Linked DNA regions of Mus musculus: region 2 is linked to region 1. The links are chromatin loops, found by intact Hi-C in ENCODE. Cell type or tissue: left cerebral cortex. All regions are shown on one strand. Links, peaks and the distances in the headings refer to the core of each region. The heading gives the core; the rest is flanking DNA.

Region 1 (5,719 bases), core at 586-4,585:
TAATTTCCAGTAAAACGAAAATTTTTTTAGAATACAGAAAATGGGTACACAAGTGTAATTATTGCACTTGAGAGACCAAAGCCCAACCTGGGCTACATAGTAAGATGCCACAAACAAACAAAAAAAACCTATCATTATTTAGTAATAAGAAGACTGGTCTTAAGAACAAATTAACAAAAAAATTTAATAGAGGCTTTGCCAAATTTAAAAAGAAACAGAGCTGATAATTATATAAGAGAGTTGTAGAACAGCTAAAATTTAAAATATTGACAGACTAAAGAAGTGCTGGAAAGGATGTAGAGCAGCTGGAACACTCCCATACCCTTGGTAGGAGTTCAAAGTGATATGCCTCTTTTGGAAATAGTCTTTGGAAATCTCTTATAAAGGTCCACCTACACTTATTACCACATAAGCCAGAAATCTGAGAGAAATAAAAATATAGCCACACAAATACTCATGGTAGCTGCTTTGTAACACCCTGAATTATAGCCCACAAGAATGCATAGCAACTGATGACCAGATAAAGAAGTGACAGCACACGGTTCAATGAGACTGCATTTGCAATAAGGACCAATGCATGCAAAAACATGGATGCATCATGACCTTTCCATACACAACTCAAAAGCCTTCTAAAACATTCCGGAGAAAGCAAACTTCAAAGATAGAAATCAGGCTCCTGGAAGCTGTGGTGGGTTGGACAGAACTACAAAGGCCTCAAAGGACCTTGTTGGAATTAAAATGTCTAAATCGTACAGTTATAAAGGTAACGTGTGTCTGTGAGTGTCTGCCTCCTCAGCTCTGGGATTGCAGGAGTGAACTACTACATGTCTGGCTTTTTGCAGGGGCATGGGAGACCCAAATGCAAGGCCTTTTGCTTATTCTGAAAGCATTCTCTCAAATGAGCCATCCTCCCAGCCCTGTCATAGGTAGTTTTATTCTAAATAATATAGTCTTGCCATTGGGGGTGGCTGTACTAGGGAGGAGGCATGGAGCAAAGCATGGAAGGAGGGAGGCTGTGTCAGTCCCATGTGAGAGACTACAGTGGCTGGCAACCTAGAGTGGAGGAACCAAGGGTGCCTGCTGGGTTCCATCTGAATCGCTGGGATGAGACAAGTTAAGTCATGGATGAAAAAGAGACATGATTGAGTCTGGGGCACAATGTGAAGGGATTGCAAGGTACTTGGTGTTTGTGGTGATTGGGTAAGGGAATGATAGATAGGAGGGAGACAGAAAAGAGGCAAGAAAGAAATCACTTGAGATGCCATGATCTTTTTTTACCACTAAAAGGGATCTGGACTTTGTAGTCTATTTAGTTACTGGAACTCATTCAATGTTTTTTTTTGTTTGTTTGTTTTTTTTTTTTTTTTAGCAGGAGGGAAATTGATCAAGTCCATGATTCCAAAGATAATTAGAAGCAGTAATGTGGACCGAAGGGAGACACTGGAAGTCAGAAGAAACTCTGAGGAACTTCCTGATTTTTAGGAGATGGCCCAGTACCCAGTATGGTGAATAGAACCAGGCTACCACTCATTACAGACTGAACTGCATAAGCTTCACAACTCTTATGCTTAAGTCGCAAGTAACCCTCTGTGCCTGCAAATATGATAGTGGGGAATGTGTGGACACAGAAGCACACAGAACAATGCCAGCTGAAGGCACAGGTCTACTGCTGTAACTATGAGCATCATGTGTTGCTGTTCCCCAGAACAGGGTAGACAAGATGGCCCAGGAGCCCCCTTATTTGTTTCAGTTCATTGGAGTCCTGGTCTCATGTATCCCAGGCTGGCTGCACACTCACAATGCCTCCATGGCTGGTTTTGAACTCCTGTTCCTCCTGTCTCTCCTAGGATCAGAGGCATTTGACAGTATGACCAGCTGTCTTCGAATCCCTTTATTAGGAGACTCCTTACAGAGCAGCCCTGACATCATTTTGCTCTACCAAAATGTAGTTTTGGGGGAGGCCAGGGCAGTAGTGAGGTGTTCATGTTTGAGGCAGTCTACTGTAGTGTAGTCTGGCTTCAAACTCTCTGTGTAACCAGACCTGGCCTGGAACCTCTGCTCGTCTTGCTTTCTACCTCCCAAAAGCTGGAATTGCAGCCACCCCACCATGCCCAGTAAAAATGCAGTTTCTTTTGCAATTGAACAAGAACTAATAGGACCCTCAAAGACAGGAAGGTGAAAGTCAACTTAATGAACAAACTGTATTGAGAGGAGAATCAGAAAGAAGGCAGTGACAAAGCTAGAGAATGTGCCAGAAGCCTCAGGCTCCCCAGCTACTTCCTTAGGTAGAGGCTTTAAGTTGGGGGTTGTCTTCCTTCCAGCATCATAGGGAAACCCGACAGAGGCCTCACCAGTCTTTCCAGGCAGGGAGTTCCTTGCCAAAGCAAACACTCCCAGTTCTCCGATTGTGCTCAGGCCGGGGTAGGGGAAAACAAAGATCTCTTTCTCTTCTTCCCCAGTGCTATAGCTGCAGCCAAAGGCGGTGTTTACACAATCTTCCCCAGTGAGGAATCTGTTCCTTTCCTCTCTAGGTTGCAGCTGGAAAAGATTGAGTTCCTCCTTGCTGTTCCTTATTCCAGAGTCTCTGGGCAGGAAAGGTGCCCACTTCTTGACCTTCCCACCCTATGCACTCAGAAGTAAACTCTAGGGACAGGACAGGGGAGTTTGACAGCCTATCAGGCTGGGAATGGGAGCAGAGCTCAGAAGCCCAGCTTCTGTCCCAGCTTCTGATTCTCTTCATTCTCCTCCATTTCCTACATCCGAGATACATTTCTACAAGAGAGTCAAATGATCAAGTCCCAGGGCAGACTGGATTATTCTGAAAAGATGATAGCAGGTTAGTAGGTAAAGTGCTTTCTAGAACTTTTCCTTTCACCTTCAGTGTATTATTAGCTAGATCTAGCAGGGCAAGCGTCTCTCCCATATCCCCTAAACAAAAGCAAGAAGGGGAAAGAGAGTGGTAGAGTCTAATTTTAGTGCTGGCAGAGAATCCTAGTGTTAAGTTACTCTTGGTAAACTGGTAACTAAGAAGCAGCAGAGAGAAAGAGAGAGAGAGAATTTATAGTCTAGCTTTCCAACAAGTCATTTTAAAACCTAATTTTGTGCTGGGTCTGCAGCTCAATGGTAGAACATATGTTCTAGCCTGGTGATACCTTGGGTTCAACCCCCAGAGCCAAAATTAAAGCAAAGCAAAAAAAAAAAAAAAAAGAAAGAAAATCAGATTAAAGCTGTGCTAATTTCACTTATTCTGTGGCGTCTCAGGGAGGCAGATGCAACCTCATTTCCCAAGGGAAGGAACACGCAGCCCAGGAAGAGAACACAAAGCTCGGTGAGTAACTGGAGCCCCAGATTCTGGATCTCTCAATCCATATTCCACAGGGTCAAACTGTTTCCCGAAAGCAGCAGGAGTCTTTTATGGTTTTAGGTTTTTGTGGTTCTAGGGATTGAACCCGGGGCCTGTTTGTGCTGTATAAGCATTCCACCACTAGAGAACATCTCTGGCCCTTGAGTCTTTTGTACTGAGTAAACTTTCCCTGCTGTAAAGTTTTTCCCTGCCTCAAATCCCTATTGACTGTTGCCCTGTTGCTAAGGGAGCCAGGCTAGATGTTTATTACTCTGCTGCTATGTTTTGGAAACTTGAAGTTACTGCTTCAGGTGTTGGGAGATGTGGATAGAGAAGCCATAGGGAAGGGGGTGGGGGGGGCGGCGGCACAAGTCTGCTTAACTCAGAAACCATTCCTTCACATTATACAAACACCTCACTCCAGCCAACTTCCCCACCCCCACCTCAGCAAGATGTGCAGAGAGAGTCTTTCTGTAAAAGCAGCTTTGCAGTTCCTGGAAGGCCATAATCCACCATGGTTAAAAATATCTATCACAGGGCCAGAGCTGTGCCAGCTAAACTGAGCGTGCTCACAACCCCTCAGAAAATGACGAGTGTGGTAAAACAGACCCAGGAGCAGGGAAATGTACCTGTTTTCAAGATAGCCACAGGGATGGTAATTTTAAAAAGTCTCCACTGAGAAACCTCAGAAATTGTCCAGATTTCTTTCCCAGTTGTATAATGCAAGGACAGCCATGTGCCACCATACCTGGACAAGTGTTGATTCTTTTTTTTTTTTTTTTTTTTTTTTGGTTTTTCGAGACAGGGTTTCTCTGTATAGCCCTGGCTGTCCTGGAACTCACTTTGTAGACCAGGCTGGCCTCGAACTCAGAAATCCGCCTGCCTCTGCCTCCCGAGTGCTGGGATTAAAGGCGTGCGCCACCACACCCGGCAAGTGTTGATTCTTAAACACCAAAGAAAAAGGTACCTACTTTACACGAATTAAAAGCATGCATGCCCTTCTGCATTAAGTGGTTTTCCTACTCAGCTTTCTTGAGCTACATCAGATCCAGTCAAGTGAGGAGGCAACTTGTTGTCTGGGCTGGGCCTTTTTCTGGAGGTTCTGAGAAAAATGAACCTGTGCTTTCTAGAACTTTTTCTTTCATCCTCAGTGTATTACTAGCTAGATCTAGCAGGGCAAGCGTCTCTCCCACATCCCCTAAACAAAAGCAAGAAGGGGAAAGAAGCAGAATGTCATTCTCTCAGCAGACAGACTACTTTCTATCTTTGCAAATGGTCCTCTCTAGCTACAAAGCAAGCAATAGTCCATTATATCCCTTCCTCAAATCTGATTTCCTCTAATGCTGATAGTGTGAGAAAGCTCTGTGCTGTTAATGTGACTGGATGTGGCCCATGCAGCGCCCCCCAGTACCTAAAGCAGGGGAGTGGGGTCAAATGCATAATTCTGGGGATTACAGAAGGGCACATTTAAAGAGTCATTTATTTTGAGGTACAGGGAATAAAACGAGGCTCTATACACATATATTAGGCAAATATTCTTCTACCTTAGAGCTATACCATCAGGTCTTTTACTTTCTTCTGTTTTTGAAGCAAGGTCATATATGTACCCTAGGCAGCCCTCAAACTCAAGATTCTTCTGCCTCAGCCTCCCAGTTTATGCTACCATGCTTGGCTTAGATCTTTTTAAAGGTTCATTTAAAAGAATTTTGCTTAGGGCTGGCGAGATGACTCAGTGGTTAACAGAGTACCTTTGGTCCGCAGAACCCATGTAAAACAGCTGGATTCAGGAAGATGGCTCAGGGATAAAGACACTTTCTGCCAAACTTGATGACCTAAATTCCATTCCCAGGCCCCACACGGTAGGAGAGAACTGACTCCCCCAAGTTGTCCTCTGACATCCACATCAGTGCTACGGTCTACACCTCCCCCTCAAAAGAAATTGTGTAGCAGTGACACGCATCTGCAATCACAGCTCTTCTGCAGCCTGGAAACTCCAGGGCCAGCCAGCCTGGAGTGCTCCCGAGCCACAGAAACAAAAAGCCTGCTGCCTCAACAAGGCAGTGGAAGAGAACCGAGTCCACGTGCAAGCCACAACAGCGCTGGGTGAACAAGACTCACAGTGAGACATGCAAAAATCTCTGCCTATCACAGCAGTTCATCAAAAGATGAGGAAAAAACGATCCCTGCAGGGAAAAGGAAGAAGCAGGAATGAAGCATCTCTGATTGACTTCAGAGCACTAGGAGAGGCCAAGAAAGTCCTCCTGCCTGGGTTTTGCCATTTCTAAAGTAGCCACTTGGTCACAATGTACTAATATCCACAGTGTGTTGAAGTAAATATTTATGACGGTTTGTATGTGCTCAGCCCAGGGAGTGGCA
Region 2 (5,719 bases), core at 719-4,718, 64 kb before region 1:
TTGAACTTGTGATCCTCTTTCTTATTTTTCTTTTTCTTAACCAGATGGCTAGGATTACAGGTGTGTTTAAGTGAGTTGGCTCTTAAATAGATGCTACCTAATAATTGCTTCAAAAGCCCATACAACTCGATTCACCTAGGCCTCAGTCAAAAGAGTACCTGGGGGACTGTTGCCTTAACAAAACTAACCAATTCTCAGGAGGCAGCTCCACTCTATTAATGACTGCGTATACCACATTTCATAGAGAAGTTTTTAGCAAGGATATTGTTTTTTCTCAAGTTCTCCTTCATGAAGGCCTTAAGAGAAACAGTCTCAAAAGGAAAATAGGAATAAAAGCGCTAAAAAGCTTATCATCTGTGTTTTAACAAAAGAATGCAGACAGCACAACCTTTGGTAGCCATTTTTTTTAAGTACATGCAGTGTATTTAGAACTCAGCTGTGTCACATCAGACTGTTGGGAAGTAGATCATGAACACAGTCCAAAAATAACAGCCATTAAAAACCTAGCAACCAAAACATGTTTATGTATCCATTGAAAGCCTGGTGGTTTTGATTATATAGTGGAGGGTATAATCTACTAGTCTATTTTAAGTAAATTTTCCTTTTAAAGTTCCTTAATATTAAACTACAGGAAGATTTCTGAGTTTAAAGATGCATATGGTGGAGTCTACACAGGTCTAGATACAGAAACAAAGCTGAATTCCCTTAGTTCTCTTTGTTCTTTTTTTTTTTTTTCAGAGCTGAAGCCTGAACCCAGAGCCTTGCATAAATTTTTTGCACATTTGAGCTAAATCTCCAACAAAGATTTAAAAAAAAAAAAAGATTTAAAAAAGAATCTTCCACATTTGAATGTTTGTTTGCACATATGCCTGTGCTCTATATGCACGCAGCTCCTTCGAGGTCAGAAGAGTGTGTTGAATCCCCTAGAACCGAGTTATAGACTTTTGTGAGCTGCCATATACGGGTTCTCAGAATCAAACGTTGGTCGTCTGCAAGATCAACAGTGCTCTTAGCCTCTGCGTCAACTCCTTCTTACCACTGATTTTTGAGTCTTCTCCAATAACAGGTCCTAAATCATGCCTTCCAGAGGTGAAACTGACACGGTTCCTTCCTGGGATTTACTTTTTTGTTTCTACCACTTTTGAACAGATAATTTGAGTCAATAACAAGCAGATTACAAGTAACTCAAAGGCCTCTGGGTGGCTCTAAAAATGAAGACTCCCAAGATTTAAGGAAGTAGAATGGTAGCTGGCTTTACCAAATTTGTATCTTCTCCCACACTTTCTCTATTTTACATGGCATGGGGTGATCACATGTATCTGTTGAAATCCTACTTTGGAGCTATTTGTTATCAGATCTCAGAAGAAATCTAAAAAAGGACTAAATATAACTGGAGAACTACAATCTTACCTGAAAGAACACTTTCTGATATGCAAAAAAGGTAAAGTCACATTGCCACCAAACCTTTAAGTTGGAGCTTTCTCTCCTGTTAAAGAAGTCAAAGTAAAAAGTCCTTACTACTTTCCTTTTCTAGTACAAAATGAATTTTAAAACTTTCCTTTTTTTGAGACAGGGTTTTTCTATATAGTCCTTGCTATCCTGGAACTTGCTTTCTAGACCAGGCTGGCCTCAAACTCACAGAGATCCACCTGCCTCAGTCTCCTGAGTGCTGGGACTAAAGGAATGTACCACCACTGCTGGGCATTTTAAAACTTTAAAATTTTTATTTATTAATAAAAGTTAATGTGTTTATGATATGTAAGTGTGGGTACACACATACCAGAGTGTGCATGTGGAGGTCAGTAATATTTAAGAGTCCACTTTCTTTTCAACTTCCTACCATGGGTTATCAGGCTTGTGTAGCAAGTGCTTTTGCCCTTTCAACGGTTTTGGTCCCACCCCACAAAGATCATTTTTTTCTCTGCCTCTGGGTGCTGTTATTAAGTGTGCACTCCCATGTCTGGCTCACAAAATTTTTTGTTCATTTGTTTGTGAGGCAAGGTCTCTTGTAGCCTGGGCCTGGCCAGGAATGGTGGCACACACCTTTAAGGTGGATCTTTGTGAATTTGAGGCCAGCCTGGTCTACATAGAGAGTTCCAGGGTATTCAGAACTACACAATGAGATCTTGTCTTAAAAAAAAAAAGTCAAATATGAGGAAAATAAACTCACCAAAAATTCAGATTTTTCCAACAGCATAGCATATTACTATGTATCAGCTGCAGAGTCACAACACACAGCATTATAAAATTCATACATACAAATTTGAAAGGATCATTTAACATGCCTACTTTAATAATGCTTTTGAAAATGGAAACATATCTATTCATATTAAAAATTTTTAACAGGGAAGAAAATACACCTTAGGATCCTGAATCCTGCAGAAAACAAGGATTTTGTTTAAATGTCTTATCAGAAATTTTCAGCACTTATTGAAATCTAGGATCCTCTTCCTATTTCTTGTACCATCACTATCTCTACTACCTCTCAACTTCCAATTCTTAGACGTGTCTAGGACTTAGCTCTTCTTGTTTAAGTATTTACAATACATAATAGAACCAGTCTGCAATCTCACATACCACCAGTAAGTGTCACTGGACAGTCACATGATATATTCCTAACTGATTATAGTTCAGGTTCTATCAAATGAAGGCAAATAAAACTTTAATTCATTTTTTTCTCATTATTTGTAGAAGCAGTAGAAAAAAAATCTAGGGGAAAAAAGTTAAATATAAAATGAAAAACAAGGCAATTCTAACAGAATTATTTTATAAAAAAGAAGCATGGACACACATGCAAACAATTAGGAGCTGACATACAGAACAACCCATGTCACAGTATCAGACATGGGAAATATTTGTAGAATACCACTGGATTTCAAGTTCTATGTTGGGTTTGTCTGTCCCTGACTTAGCTGTTAGCACGATTTTTCTGAATCAACAATCAAAAGAAACATTCCTTTTTCTTATCTGAGAAATCTACAGAGACGATGAAATTGGAGGCTTACAATGAATGGGAACATTCTTAGCTGACTCTCTAAATATGTTAAACAGACTTTTATATATATGAAGGTCAAGAAGGTATTTCTAAACTTGCTTTGTGTTTAGATGGACAGCTTTAGAAAAGAAGAAAGGGTAACATGTATTGTTTAATACTGTGTGTTGGAAAACAAACATCAGTAGAATAACAAGATGGAAGAAAGCAAGGCAGATTTCATTACAGTGGAGTGCCTACACTTCCTCATAACTTGGATTTACACGCTGCAAATCCTGTGATCTGATTACCTCCAGTGATCACGTAAAATACCGGCTTTAAACTCTTTGCCTTAGTGATAAAACAGCCACTTTGATTCACAACAAGACATTCACAATAAAGTATATTGTAAACGTACCTGTCCACAGCCCGGGGCACTGCACACAAACGGTCTGTCGTCTCCCATATTTCATAAAGCAGAGCAGAGCTGGGGAGGGGAGTAGGGGAAAAGTTATGTTAAATACGCTGGAGAAAAAAAAATACGCTTCAAAAATATCAAGCCTAGAAACAGGTGTTCCAAGAATGCCATCTATCATAGCTGTAAACACAGGCTACTTTGGTAAGACCCATTAGACAGGTGGCATATGATCTACTATGCCTCAACTGAAACTTTTAATTAGGAAAATTCAGACTTAAATAGTCAAGGAATTTTAAGCCTTTGCTGGGTTTTCCCTCTTTCTGCTACAGTATATAACATATTTCTCCAGTCTACTAAATTACAACCAGTGCAGCTCTCTATGTCAATAAATTCACTGAACGCTCGATGCGGAAGCCATATTTCTGAACTAGAGAAGACCAAAATTTGTCATTTAATTAATTAAGGGATTATAGGAGGGGTGCTCCATTTTACAGGGCTATAATCTGGCTCCCTGGTGTATAAACTACGAGACTGTTGGCAAGGGTCGTTTATCCCAGATTATTGCCAAAGAAAACAAAGCACCCATCCTATTGGACTACATGGGAAATGATTTTCATTAATAAAAAAATAAAAATAAAAACTTCCCCTCCCCACTGGGAGCCTCCTTCTCCTCCCCCCCAGCAATTGTCTGTTGCAAATGAAGAAATATCAGTGCCCCTCCCCCCTCTGATTCTATTTATGGCTAGGTTTTTAAAAGCAGCAATAAAACAAATGTCGACTCTTTGGGGGTTTACTGGGTGAATATGTTCCGGCTGTTTGTGCTGCTCTCGGCCAGAGTTCTTAGGCTGCTCTGCTGCAGCCAACAGATGTGTACTGCTGCAGGGGATAAAGAAATGCACTTAAAGGCACCACCATCCATTCCCTCTATTTCTCTGAAGAACTTAACAGAATTTATATTGCTCTTTTTAAATGACTCTTAAAATGTCTCCCAAAATTCTTTGTCAAAAACAACAAATGCAATCTGAACGCATTGAGAAAAGTTCTCATATTCCAATTAAGAATAAAAACCAGGCAGAGATGAATAATGATTAGAAATGCAAATCACAGTAAAAATATCCCTAAAAGATAAACACTATTTGGAAAAGTCAAAGAGAAAACTGGGAGGAAAGGTGAAAGTAGCCTTGTAAAACAAGGTGCTAAGGACATTTTCATACAACCATCCACAACACAGAACTATTCATAAAAGGATGTGAATGAGGGATGTCTGTTGGAATATGTCTGGAAACAATCTCAGAACTGTAACCAAATCTCAAATTTTATATTGGAGATAAACCAAAATGTCAGGCCAATCTCAGTCAGACCTGCATTAAAATAAAATGTTAACATGCTAGAATGAATCTAGTAGCCAGAAAACCATGCTTAAAATAGAGGGCAACGAGGTAATATTCTTCCTATTCTCTTAGGATTTATCTTTAGGTTAGAAACCAGTATTTCTGGTTGTCTAATCAGTAATTCCACAGCTAATCGGTGTTTAAAAGTGTGAGGTGCCCCATAAAATAGAAGGGGCTGCTTGGTCATCTTTCAATGTGATAGGAACATGGTCTAACTATGAAGAAAACTGATGCTTCAGTCCTGTTGTAATGGAATAGACTCTGTATGTACATACGTATACACAGATTTATATCACAGTTAGCCAGGATAAATTGCTTCAATAAATTCTGTTCCTAGGAGAGGCCAGCTCAAGCTGCTGATTGGGTACCGGAAAATGAGAGCTTCATTCTTCCTCACATAGCCCCAGGACAACAAGGTTTTCTGGATTGTTTGTTTGTTTTAAATACATTTAAAAAAAACAAATAAATTATTTTTAGTACTTTCTAAAACCATAATACAGATTTAAAAAAATAAGTAAATAAAAGCAAATAAATATAAAAATGATGGTCATTTAGGCTGAAAACTCAGATGTCTCTGAAAAGCAAATCATTCATCTATGGGAATTCCCAACTGCTGTACCGCAGACAATTCCACTTCCAGCTCCAGAGCCTGTTTTCCTAACGTATCACAAGGCCAGAACTTGGCTTTCAGGGTTTCCTCTGGGTCTACTTCTATCAAGGTAGAGGTGGACACAAGGATAAGGGAGAAGTCCTCTCTTTTACGTTGATTCTAGCACTTGGGTGAAATTCTCCCCTTTTAGTGATTATCAGAAGAAAGAAAGGGTTCTTTATGGTAATAGGGGAGTAGAAAGTGAGTTTAAGAACATTTTTCCTCAAGCCACAAATTTCAGATTTTCAAAAAGTGAGGATGATTATAATTTGGACTCTCTAATAAGAATC

Evidence for each region. A loop is a pair of places that touch in the nucleus more often than their neighbours do. Peaks named below come from ENCODE experiments on the same cell type or tissue, not always from the same donor. Only the 100,000 strongest peaks of a DNase experiment are listed, where the experiment ranks them.
Region 2: a loop joins it to region 1, with 2.2 times the contacts of the local background. A loop is called at or near these places in 6 of 42 quality-filtered maps.

What each region holds. Positions count from the first base shown.
Region 1 is chr15:102,654,451-102,660,169 of GRCm38, forward strand. Gm4544 (predicted gene 4544) reads left to right here and starts at 3,022. Exons shown (of 2, transcript NR_166829.1): 1 at 3,022-3,328; 2 at 5,105-5,719. In left cerebral cortex, for the core only: no CTCF peak of the experiment used is centred there; DNase peaks (open chromatin) are centred at 2,400, 3,059, 3,279 and 3,853; H3K27ac peaks cover 2,475 bases.
Region 2 is chr15:102,590,283-102,596,001 of GRCm38, forward strand. It overlaps Atf7 (activating transcription factor 7), which reads right to left. Exons shown (of 12, transcript NM_001310067.1): 2 at 3,390-3,458. The coding sequence starts at 3,437. Among named protein-coding and RNA genes, the nearest start is that of Atf7, 32 kb to the right of the region's middle. In left cerebral cortex, for the core only: a CTCF peak has its summit at 2,584; no DNase peak of the experiment used is centred there.